2 separate regions of the Homo sapiens genome follow, and region 2 is linked to region 1. A link is a loop called in an ENCODE intact Hi-C map of the cell type or tissue named here. Cell type or tissue: heart left ventricle. All regions are shown on one strand.

Evidence for each region. Peaks named below come from ENCODE experiments on the same cell type or tissue, not always from the same donor. Only the 100,000 strongest peaks of a DNase experiment are listed, where the experiment ranks them.
Region 2: a loop joins it to region 1, with 2.9 times the contacts of the local background. A loop is called at or near these places in 2 of 110 quality-filtered maps.

Annotation. Positions count from the first base shown.
Region 1 is chr6:38,066,507-38,071,506 of GRCh38, forward strand. All of the region lies in intron 3 of ZFAND3 (zinc finger AN1-type containing 3), which reads left to right. Among named protein-coding and RNA genes, the nearest start is that of ZFAND3, 250 kb to the left of the region's middle. In heart left ventricle, a CTCF peak has its summit at 2,614 (motif pointing left); no DNase peak of the experiment used is centred here; H3K27ac peaks cover 305 bases.
Region 2 is chr6:37,789,581-37,794,580 of GRCh38, forward strand. No RefSeq gene overlaps it. Among named protein-coding and RNA genes, the nearest start is that of ZFAND3-DT, 27 kb to the right of the region's middle. RefSeq lists enhancers at 1,813-2,107, 1,833-2,127. In heart left ventricle, a CTCF peak has its summit at 2,056 (motif pointing right); a DNase peak (open chromatin) is centred at 2,031.

The DNA.
Region 1 (5,000 bases):
GGATGCCAAATCCAAGTACCGTGAAATTTGTAAACTATTTAGTAGTTATGGATCCATTGTTATTGCATAGAGCTAGAAGTGCTACATTTTGTTTGGGGCTTGTGGAAGGTTTTATTATTTTTTTTCCTAATGTACAAGAAAACAGATGTTGCTTAAATCTACTTTCACCTTCTTACTATCAACATGAACTTGAACTATGAACATATCAACAGAAAGTGGTGAGAGTCTGGGTACATTTTCTTTTGAAAAGACTGCAGATAGAGCAATAACTATTGACAAAAGTATGTAAAACTTAGAAACAGGACTAATTTTTACCCAAAAGAATTTCTTAATACGCTTCCCTGCAGGTAAATGAAGCAGGTATCTAAAAGCTCTTAAGTGATATTTCTGTATCTGAACATAAACATATGTCTCCCTGTCCCAAACTGTGTGTGTCTGCAGAAGAGTCCATGGAGCTTAGCCGTTGGAAGCCTTTTCCAAAAATATGTAAACAAAATTCAAATAGTGACTAAAGGACTTGTTACAGCATTTAAATGCGATAGTAATGGTAACGGCTCACAACAAGTATCCTTGCTAAGTACCAGGCACTGTTCCAAGTACCTTATATGCACAATCATCCCTCATTATACACAGGGGATTCGGCGCATACTCAAGTCTCACAGTCAGCCCTGTGGAACCCACTTAGTGAAAAGTTGGCCCTCCATATATGTGGGCAATACTTATTTTCCATCTGTATTTGGTTGAAAAAAATGTGCATCTAAATGGACCCACACAGTTCAAACTGCTCTTGTTCAAGGATCAACTGTATTAACTTACTTCATCTTCATAATTACCCTGTAAGGCAGGTACTTCTATTTTATCCATTTCACAGGTGTGAAGATGGAGGCACAGGATGATTATCTTGCCCAAGATCACAGAGCACTCTGGCTCCAAGGGCCTGGGTCTCTGCCACCACACCATAGCTGCCATTCTCTATCATGATTTACGATCTAAAGGACATTGCATGCAAATTAGGCTATACAGTGGAAGGTGTGTTGGACAAACTCTTAAAAAGAATAAAACATTTCTTTCTGCTTTTGCTACTGCCTATTTACTGTTCTCCCAGTTTTTAGATTTTTTCTGAGGGAGATAAAGTGTGATTTGTAGTTAAGTTTTTTGACCCAACTTTTGCAGAGAGAAAGGATAATGCCAGGTTGTAGTTAGAACGCTGGAATCAGTTGTTTTGTTGTTCTCAAGTACAGGCAGATGATTGCTCACAAGATGAGGAAGTGCCCTCTTAGCTCTTTATACAAGTCAGCTTTTCTGTTGTTATGCTTTTAAAGGCCTGAGCATCCCTATTTATGACCTGTTTGGTAACATGATGTGCATGTCTACCTGAGTTTTTGGATTTTTCTTCCCAGTCCCACTAGCATATTGAATGGAAATGGAGGTGTTTGGGGGGTCATGGCTGGTCTGTCTCTTTCTAGGCAGGAGAGGAAGAGAACTGATACCTGCTGCTAGGGAGGATTAATGGCAAGAAATGGACTTGTTTTCAAATAGTCTGATATTCTAAACTAGCAGTTAGAGAGTACCTATCTCATACAAAACAGTCTTCTAAGCTCTGTGGAGGTACATACTAAGAATTAAACAGCAACCAGCTCTTACATAAAACTATAGTTTACAACAGGGGTTGACAAGCTATAGCCTACAGGCCAAATCCAGCCTATCATCTGTTTTTATGCTGCCCACAAGCTAAGAATGATTTTTATTCTTTTAAACAACTGAAAAAAATCAAATAAATATTTTGTGAAATGTGGGAAATACATGAAATTCCAAATTCAGTGTTTATAAGTAAAGTTTGATTGGAACACAGCCCCACTCATTTGTTACTGTATTGTCTGTGGCTGCTTCTGTGCTACAATAGCAGAGTTGGGTAGTTGCTGTGGAGACCCAATGGCCTATTACAGAAAAAGTTTGCAAAACCCTGTTTTACAGAGTTCTTTGATACACATGTTCCTAGAATCATCTTGACAGTGTGCAGCATAGGTAGGGCAAATATTCTCCTTCCTATTCTATAGATGAAAAAGGGAGGTTTAGATAGTGACCCTCCTTAAGTCCCAAGAGAGGGCCACAACTGAACTCTGGGCCTTTTGCATCTATAATACGGGACTCTGGTTTTTTTCCTGCTCTTGTCTACTGCATCCACCCAAGACATACTTTTGTTGTAGTAAAATAAAATATACAGAAAAAGTGAGAACCATATTAACTGGCATGTTAGTGAGGATTTTTAATGACTAAAGCTTCGTTTCCAGGTGCTGACTGGATTTTCCTTTAATATGACACTGATTCCCAAAATAGAAATTTCAGAACGTACTCCACCTCTGGTTAAATTAATTTGGTTGAACACAGATTTCCATTGTTTCCTTGGAAACTGGTTTCTGGTGATATCGTAGCTCCCTCAGGGATATTTAAAAAATGGTAGTGCCTTTTAACAGATGTCCTTGCTAGACTGCCCCGGGTCTTTGAACATCCATTGGGCGTCATTGGCTACATATCTTCATTTCTGTCTGACAAGCCTTAATCTGTTCCCTGGAAATTTAGTATCACTGCCACCAAGCGGCTAAACTTCTGATTTGTTTGTTTTTACCAATTAAATTTCTAATAATCTCTAAATGAAACCAGTGTTCCCTTTTTCAGACTATGCCTACTTCAGGAGGCCAGATATTGGGCAAAACAGGCTGGTTTCTTCTAGTAAAGCATTTAGAAAATATTGCCTATTAAAAAATATTTTATGACTTCCTGCTGGGCTGGTTTTAAGTGAAATATGGTGGGGAGATTTATTTACAGTTCTCTGTGTGTGTGTCTTTCTCTTTGCTTTTCTCTAATGAAGCTCAAAGCATCAGGCCATTTATCAGAGATAATTATACAACAGATGGAGTTTTTCCGATATATAATAGTCTCAAAGTGGAAGATTCTTTCCCATAATGAAGAATGCCCAAACTTTAAATGTCTCTTTTGATTTTAATTTAACGGTGTTTTTTTCCCCAGTGCATTTATTCATTCATCCCAAAGCTGGTTCTGCAAAGCATGCTGCTTTTATTAGGGCTGTGTTCTGAAAAGATTGATACTTTGCAGTACAGTATAATAATGTACAGTTATATGCTATATTGAAGTGAAGAGCCATAATTTATCAAAAATCAATGTGTGAGATCATTAAGTTAATCTCTGTCAAAATACAGGAGTTGAGCAGTTCAGCAGTGTTTTCTTATAGAAATTCTTTCTGTTCCATAATGTCAGTTGGATAGGAACTTGTTTAAGTACTGGTAGTATCATCTGACCTTCCATTTGTAGTCAAAATAAGAACCAGATTAAAGCAAAACCATGATTTTTAAGTTATTCATTTTCTGGCTTGCTTTTCTTTTTCAAAACTTTTAATCCTATTTTTAAGTATGCAAGTAAAACATGACTACATTCTCAATTTTTGAATTACAAAGACACAGGTTTAGATAGAATAGAACATGAAAATATTCTAACGTCACCACCATCAATCACCACCACCCAATTCCTACTTTTTACAGAAATAACCGCTGTTTATTCATTATGGGTTGTATTTTTTCTATGCAGCTGTGTACATGTTTACATACAAGATTTTATCTTGGCTGGGTGCTGTGGCTTGCGCCTGTAATCCCAGCACTTTGGGAGGCTGAGGTGGGCAGATCACCAGGTCAGGAGTTCAAGACTAACCTGGTCAACATGGTGAAACCCCCACCTCTACTAAAAATACAAAAATTAGCCTGGCATGGTGTCAGGCCCCTGTAATTCCAGCTACTCGGGGGGCTGAGGCAGGAGAATCGCTTGAACCCGAGAGGCGAAGGTTGCAGTGAGCCGAGATCACTCTAGCCTGGGCAACAAGAATGAAACTTAGTCTAAAAAAAAAAAAAAAAGATTTTATTTTTATATAAATGACAGCATACTGTATATATTGTTTTATAACTGCTTTTTAACTTAATATATTTTAGAGCTCTTTCCAAGTCTACACATGGAGATCTGCCTTACTCCTGCATAATATTCTATATTGCCCTTACTATCCTTTTCTCTACTCTCTTCTCTGGAGGTTGTTTTTAATATTTCACTATTATGAGCCATGTCAAGTAAACAGTTTTGTACGTGGCTAATGGTGCATATGTTATTTTTCCATGATAAATACATAGAAGAGGAACTAACAAGTCAGAGAATATGTATATTTAAAATTTTGATTTGCATGGCAATATTACCTTCCAAAATGACTGTATGACTTTATATTCCTAAGAATGATGTTTGAGAGTGATTGTTTACCACAGCATTACCAATATTAGGTGGGTTTTTTCTTTGTTTCTTCTTCTTTTTTTTTAATAAGTTGGGCAAAAGAATAGCTCATTTTAACTTGTGTTTTCCAGACATCTCCTGATAGTGAGATTCAGCATTGTTTTATGTGTTTATTAGCAATTTATAAGTCTCCAGTGATTTGCCTATCAGTGTTGTTCTTTGCTTATTTATTTTTTATTAGCTATTTTTTTCTTACTGATTTGTAGGAATTCTTTTATATATATATATATATGTAACAAATTCTGGATAAGTATTTGTTACATATATGTAAAAAAAGAATTCTAGATAAGTATTTGTTACATATATTGCCAGTTTCTTTTGGTATGTTACTTGGCTTTTAATTTTCATTTGAGTGCCTTGTATTCATTAGAATTTTTTAAACTTTAAGTCTGTTGGTCTTTTGTCTTCCAGTTTTCTGTCTTTCTTAGAAGGCTGTCTGAATCGTAGAGTTATAAAAATATTTTTCTATGTACATTTAATACTTTCATGGTTTATCTTTTTCTATCGTTAGCTCTTGAGCCCATCTGGAATTTATTTTGTATTTAAGGCATAGAGATTTACCTTTATTTTTTTTTCCCAAGTGGATAACCAGTTATGCAAAAACCATTCATTGAATAGTCCTAGTTTAAAATGCTAATACTATTACATAAAGACAT
Region 2 (5,000 bases), 280 kb before region 1:
TCCAGGCTGGGCAACAGAGTGAGACTCCATCTCAAAAAAAAAAAAAAATTGTAGGGATGGGGTTTTACTATGTTGCCCAGGCTGGTCGGAAACTCCTGGGCTCAAGCAATCCACCTGCCTCAGCCTCCCAAAGTGCCGGGATTATAGGTATGAGCCACTGTGCCTGGCCCAATCACAGTTTATTTATTTAACTTCTTGTTGGTGGACACTTGTGTTGTCTCCATTCGTTAGCTATTCTTTTTCTTTTTTTTTTTTTTTGGAGACAGAGTCTCACTCTGTTGCCCAGGCTGGAGTGCAGTGGCATGATCTTGGCTCACTGCAACCTCCACCTCCTGGGTTCAAGTGATTCTCCTGCCTCAGCCTCTCAAGTAGCTGGGATTACAGGTGCCTGCCACCATGTCTGGCTAATTTTTTGTAGTTTTAATAGAGATGGGGTTTCACCATGTTGGCCAGGCTGGTCTCAAACTCCTGACCTCAGGTGATCAACTCACCTCGGCCTCCCAAAGTGCTGGGATTACAGGCATGAGCCACCATGCCCGGCCTTGTTAGCTATTCTTAATGAAGCTGCTGTGAGCATCCTTGTACCTGTCTTTTGAATAATTCATTATTTTGAGACACATTTCTGACTTTTAAAATAAATGGCAACATACCATTTCCACCTCCTTCCACTGGGTTGTGCCATGCTGGGATGAGATTACTACAACACTACATCATGAACGTATCTGTGGGAGAAGAGGACAGCCTCAGGACCCCCTGGACGGGCCCTAGAAGCCTCCAAATACAGTCTTGGGTCTTCATGCCATGCATGGCACAGCTGAAGCCCTGACCAAGGTCTTCGCCATGAACCTAGGGGTGGGGAAAAGCAGAAAGGGTTTCTAAACCCGCTAGCCTGTACCTAGCCTGGATTTTATGTATGGCACAGATTTAGTTTACAGATGAGGAAACGGGTTTGGGGAGGTGGAGTGACCTGGGTTCAAACCATGGCTCTGCCAGCTGTTAACTGTGTGGTCTCAGACAAGTTTAACTAAGTTCTCTGACCCTCCATTCCCTCACCTAGAAAAATGGGGATAATAATATTTACCTCGCAGTGTTGTCAGGAGAATTAAATAACAGATGTAAATCACCTTGCATAGCACTTGGTGTCTATAATAATGGTTTCTTTTTCTTGTTTGTTTTCTGCTCAAGGTCACATAGCTAGTAAGCTGAAAAACTCAGAAACAGAGCTTTTGAAGGGAAGGAGGAAAGAGTAAAAAGGAACAGTTTGGGGTGCCAAATTAGGGACTATGACAATGCTTTGTGTCTTTATACCTCTAGTATCCCCCATAATGCCTGGCATACAGGGGCCACTCAATACATGCTTATTGAAGGTTTGAATGGATAAGTGAACAAATAGATCCAGAAATTCACACTAAGATTGCTTTCAAGCCTTGATTTAGACTGGCTACCAAGTGGGATTTATTGGGATGGAGAAACCAGCTTGGGGACAATGGGGTTGCTGGGTATCAGTAATGAATGATCCGCTGACAGGCTCTCACCTCAGCCAGGAGGGTTTGGGCCCAGTAGACAATCAGGTTGAGTTAGAGAGTACATGTCAGGGAGCAGGGAGAAAGGGGCTGCTGGAAAGAGAAAGAGGACTTGGGAGCAGGTGCCTAAGGGAGGGTAGGGGAACCATTTGGTCAAGGAATGGAAGTCTCGCTGGGACTATCAAATGTAGAGGCTCTGGGGGCTGGGCATAGTGGCTGGATCAAGAGGTCAGCCAGGGCACCTGGGAGATAACACTGCCATCCCTGTTCTCCTGTAGACCCAGGGGCTGGACAAGCAAGTTTGCAAAGAATATGCAGCAGCCAGGCAGGGGAGCCACTCTGGGATTCCTGCCCCCGCCTCCAGAAGGCGGGGTTTGTTCTCCAGCTCATTCATTCTTTGGGATGACTCATTACTGAGTTGTCATGTTGTCATCGAGTGCAGAGTTACAGGGAGGAGGGGCAGCCTGTCTCGCCCATCTGTGCACAGGCAGTCCTGGCAGCACTGCAACTGGAGAGTTCCCAGGCTGGCCACATGGGGGCGGGGGGAGCCAGGCCTGACATCCTGGCCATCTGGGCGACTCCAGTTCTGGGAAGAGCACTGGACTGGGAGTCAGGGGCCTGACTTCCTGGGCCTCCTACACCCTGGCCACCCTCTGTGCCTCAGCTAATTCCAAAACAGAAATGATGATACCTCTCCTGCCTAAAACCAGGACGTCTCATCCCTCATTTGTGTTTATACCTTAATTTGTGTGTCAGAGAAATCTCCCTGGTAGTTAGCCATACTCCAGTTTTGTTCGCCCGGAGGACTTAGGGCAACTAGTTTTCTTGAGATTACATCTTGCAGATCCATCCCAGGTGCAGATAGGGGATGAGAGAACACTGCGGTGCCAGGCAGGCCCTGTGCGAAATGTTTCGCTCTCACCAACCCTGTAGCCCTCACAATCACCTTTTAGGATGGACTTGAGAATGAGGGGCATCTTTTCTGTTTGTTAACTTTTTTTTTTTTTTTTTTTTTGAGATGGAGTTTCACTCTTGTCGCCCAGGCTGGGGTGCAATGGCGTGATCTCAGCTCACTGCAACCTCCACCTCCCAGGTTCAAGTGATTCTTCTGTTTCAGCCTCCCAAGTAGCTGGAATTACAGGCATCTGCCACCACATATGGCTATTTCTTTTTTTTTTTTTTTTTTTTTTTTTGTATTTTTAGTAGAGATGGGGTTTCACCATGTTGGCCAGGCTGGTCTCGAACTCCTAACCTCAGGTGATCCACCCATCTCGGCCTCCCAAAGTGCTGGGATTACAGGCATGAGCCACTGCGCCTGGCCTATTTGTTAACTTTTATATTGGGCTATAACTTACATGTTAGTAAAGTGCCCTTATCTTAAGTGCACATACAGCCGGATGAATCTTTAAATGTATGTACACCTGTGTAACCGCCCTCCACATCAAGATACAGAGCATTTCCAGCATCCCCTATGCTTTGCCCCAGTCAAGGCTGCCCTGTAGGTAACCTGTATTCCTACCTCAAAATAGTATTTTTGCCCATTACATAGATGAGGATACTGAGGCTCAGATATGTACAGATGGATACTGATGCTCACGATAAACTGCTGTGCCCAAAGCCACATAGCTAGAAATACTACTGTTAATGCTTTTGGAGGCAGAGGGTGGTGGGAGAACTTGAAAGAGGATGTAAGACTGCTGGAACCAAGACTTCCCATTCAGCAGCTGTCCAGCATCATCTGCGCATCCTTGCACCCTCGATCTTCAGCACCCACACTTCTCATTGCACCCAGCTTTAGGCAGGAAATGCTTTTGCCTCTGCTGGCCTAGGCTACACCCTCCCTGGCTCTCTGCTTCTTGTCCCTGCTGGTGCCAGAGTGCCTCCCCTTGACTGGAGGGTCCCCTCAGGAGAACAGAACCCTGCCCAATCCCAAAGGGTTAAGCCTGAAAGCCTTTACTGAAGAAGTGATTGAGGCTAAATTCTAGGAGCGAAATGCAGCAGTTTCCTATTCGCAGCTGATAAGCCCTCTCCATAGCCCAGCACTGGGCCACCTTGGAGTGCTGCTGCAAACTGTCTTGTCACGAGGAAACTATGCTCCCTCCCAGGTCCTCCCTGGGGGCCTGGCTGAACCCGGGCTACAGGATTCTGCCTCTTGAAGCTGTTGCCCAAGAAGTGACCTAAGTCCTTCTAGGAGACTTACCCCAACCTCTTCCTCTACAACTAGTGACATCACGCGTATTTGCCAGCCCCTCAAGGAGAGATAATCCACCCCTGTGGGACCTGACTCAGTATGTGCATTTTGATGCACAAGTTCCTGTTGATCTTGACCTCAGAACTCTCCTATCTCCAACTCCTAGCATACTCTACCCTCTCTTTAAAAAGTTGTAAATACCTTGCCCTATCCTTTTGATTAGAAGTGTCTCATAGAGATGGGCTTGAGTCCCAGCTTTGGCGAATTCTCCACTGTGTGGCCTTAGCTAGGTTACCTAACCTATCTGTGGCAAAGACTGCTAGGGTTGCCTCTCTTCTTCCACAGCAATAGAACTTCCAAATTTGGCTGGGTGTGGTGGCTCATACCTGTAATCCCAGCCCATTGGGAGGCTGAGGTGGAAGGATCACTTGAGCCCAGGAGTTTGAGTCCAGCCTGAGCAACACAGCGAGATCCCCTCTTTAAAAATGAAAATTTATGGGAGGCTGAGGCAGGCGGATCACTTGAGGTCAGGAGTTCGAGACCAGCCTGGCCAACATGACAAAAACATGTCTCTACTAAAAATATAAAAATTAGCTGGGTATGTTGGTGCACACCTGTAGTCCCAGCTACTCAGGAGGTCAAGGTGGGAGAATCACTTGAACCCACGAGGTGGAGGTTGCAGTGAGCCAAGATTGTGCCATTGCACTCCAGTCTGGGTAACAGAGCGAGACTCCATCTCAAAAAATATAAAATAAAAATTAATTAATTAATTAAAATTAAAATTAAAAAAATAGAACCTCCAAATTTTGGCTTAGCACATGACCACCCAGAAGACATTTCCCAGATTCCCTTAGTGAACATATAACAAAGTTTTGGCCAATGGGACATAACAAGAAGTACCATGTGGCAGCTTTAGCAAAGCTTCCTTAAAAGTCATGCACCTGGCCAGACGAGGTGCCTCACGCCTGTAATCCCAGCACTTTGGGAGGCCGAGGCAGGTGGATCACGAGGTCAAGAGATCAAGACCATCCTGACCAATATGGTGAAACCCCGTCTCTACTAAGAATACAAAAATTAGCTGGGCATGGTGGCACACACCTGTAATCCCACCTACTCAGGGGGTTGAGGCAGGAGAATCCCTTGAACCCGGGAGGTGGAGGTTGCAGTGAGCCAAGATGGTGCCACTGCACTCCAGCCTGGCGACAGAGCGAGACTCTGTCAAAAAAAAAAAAAAAAGTCATTCACCCTTTGCTCCCTTCTTCATTCTTCCCTTCATCTCTACCTGG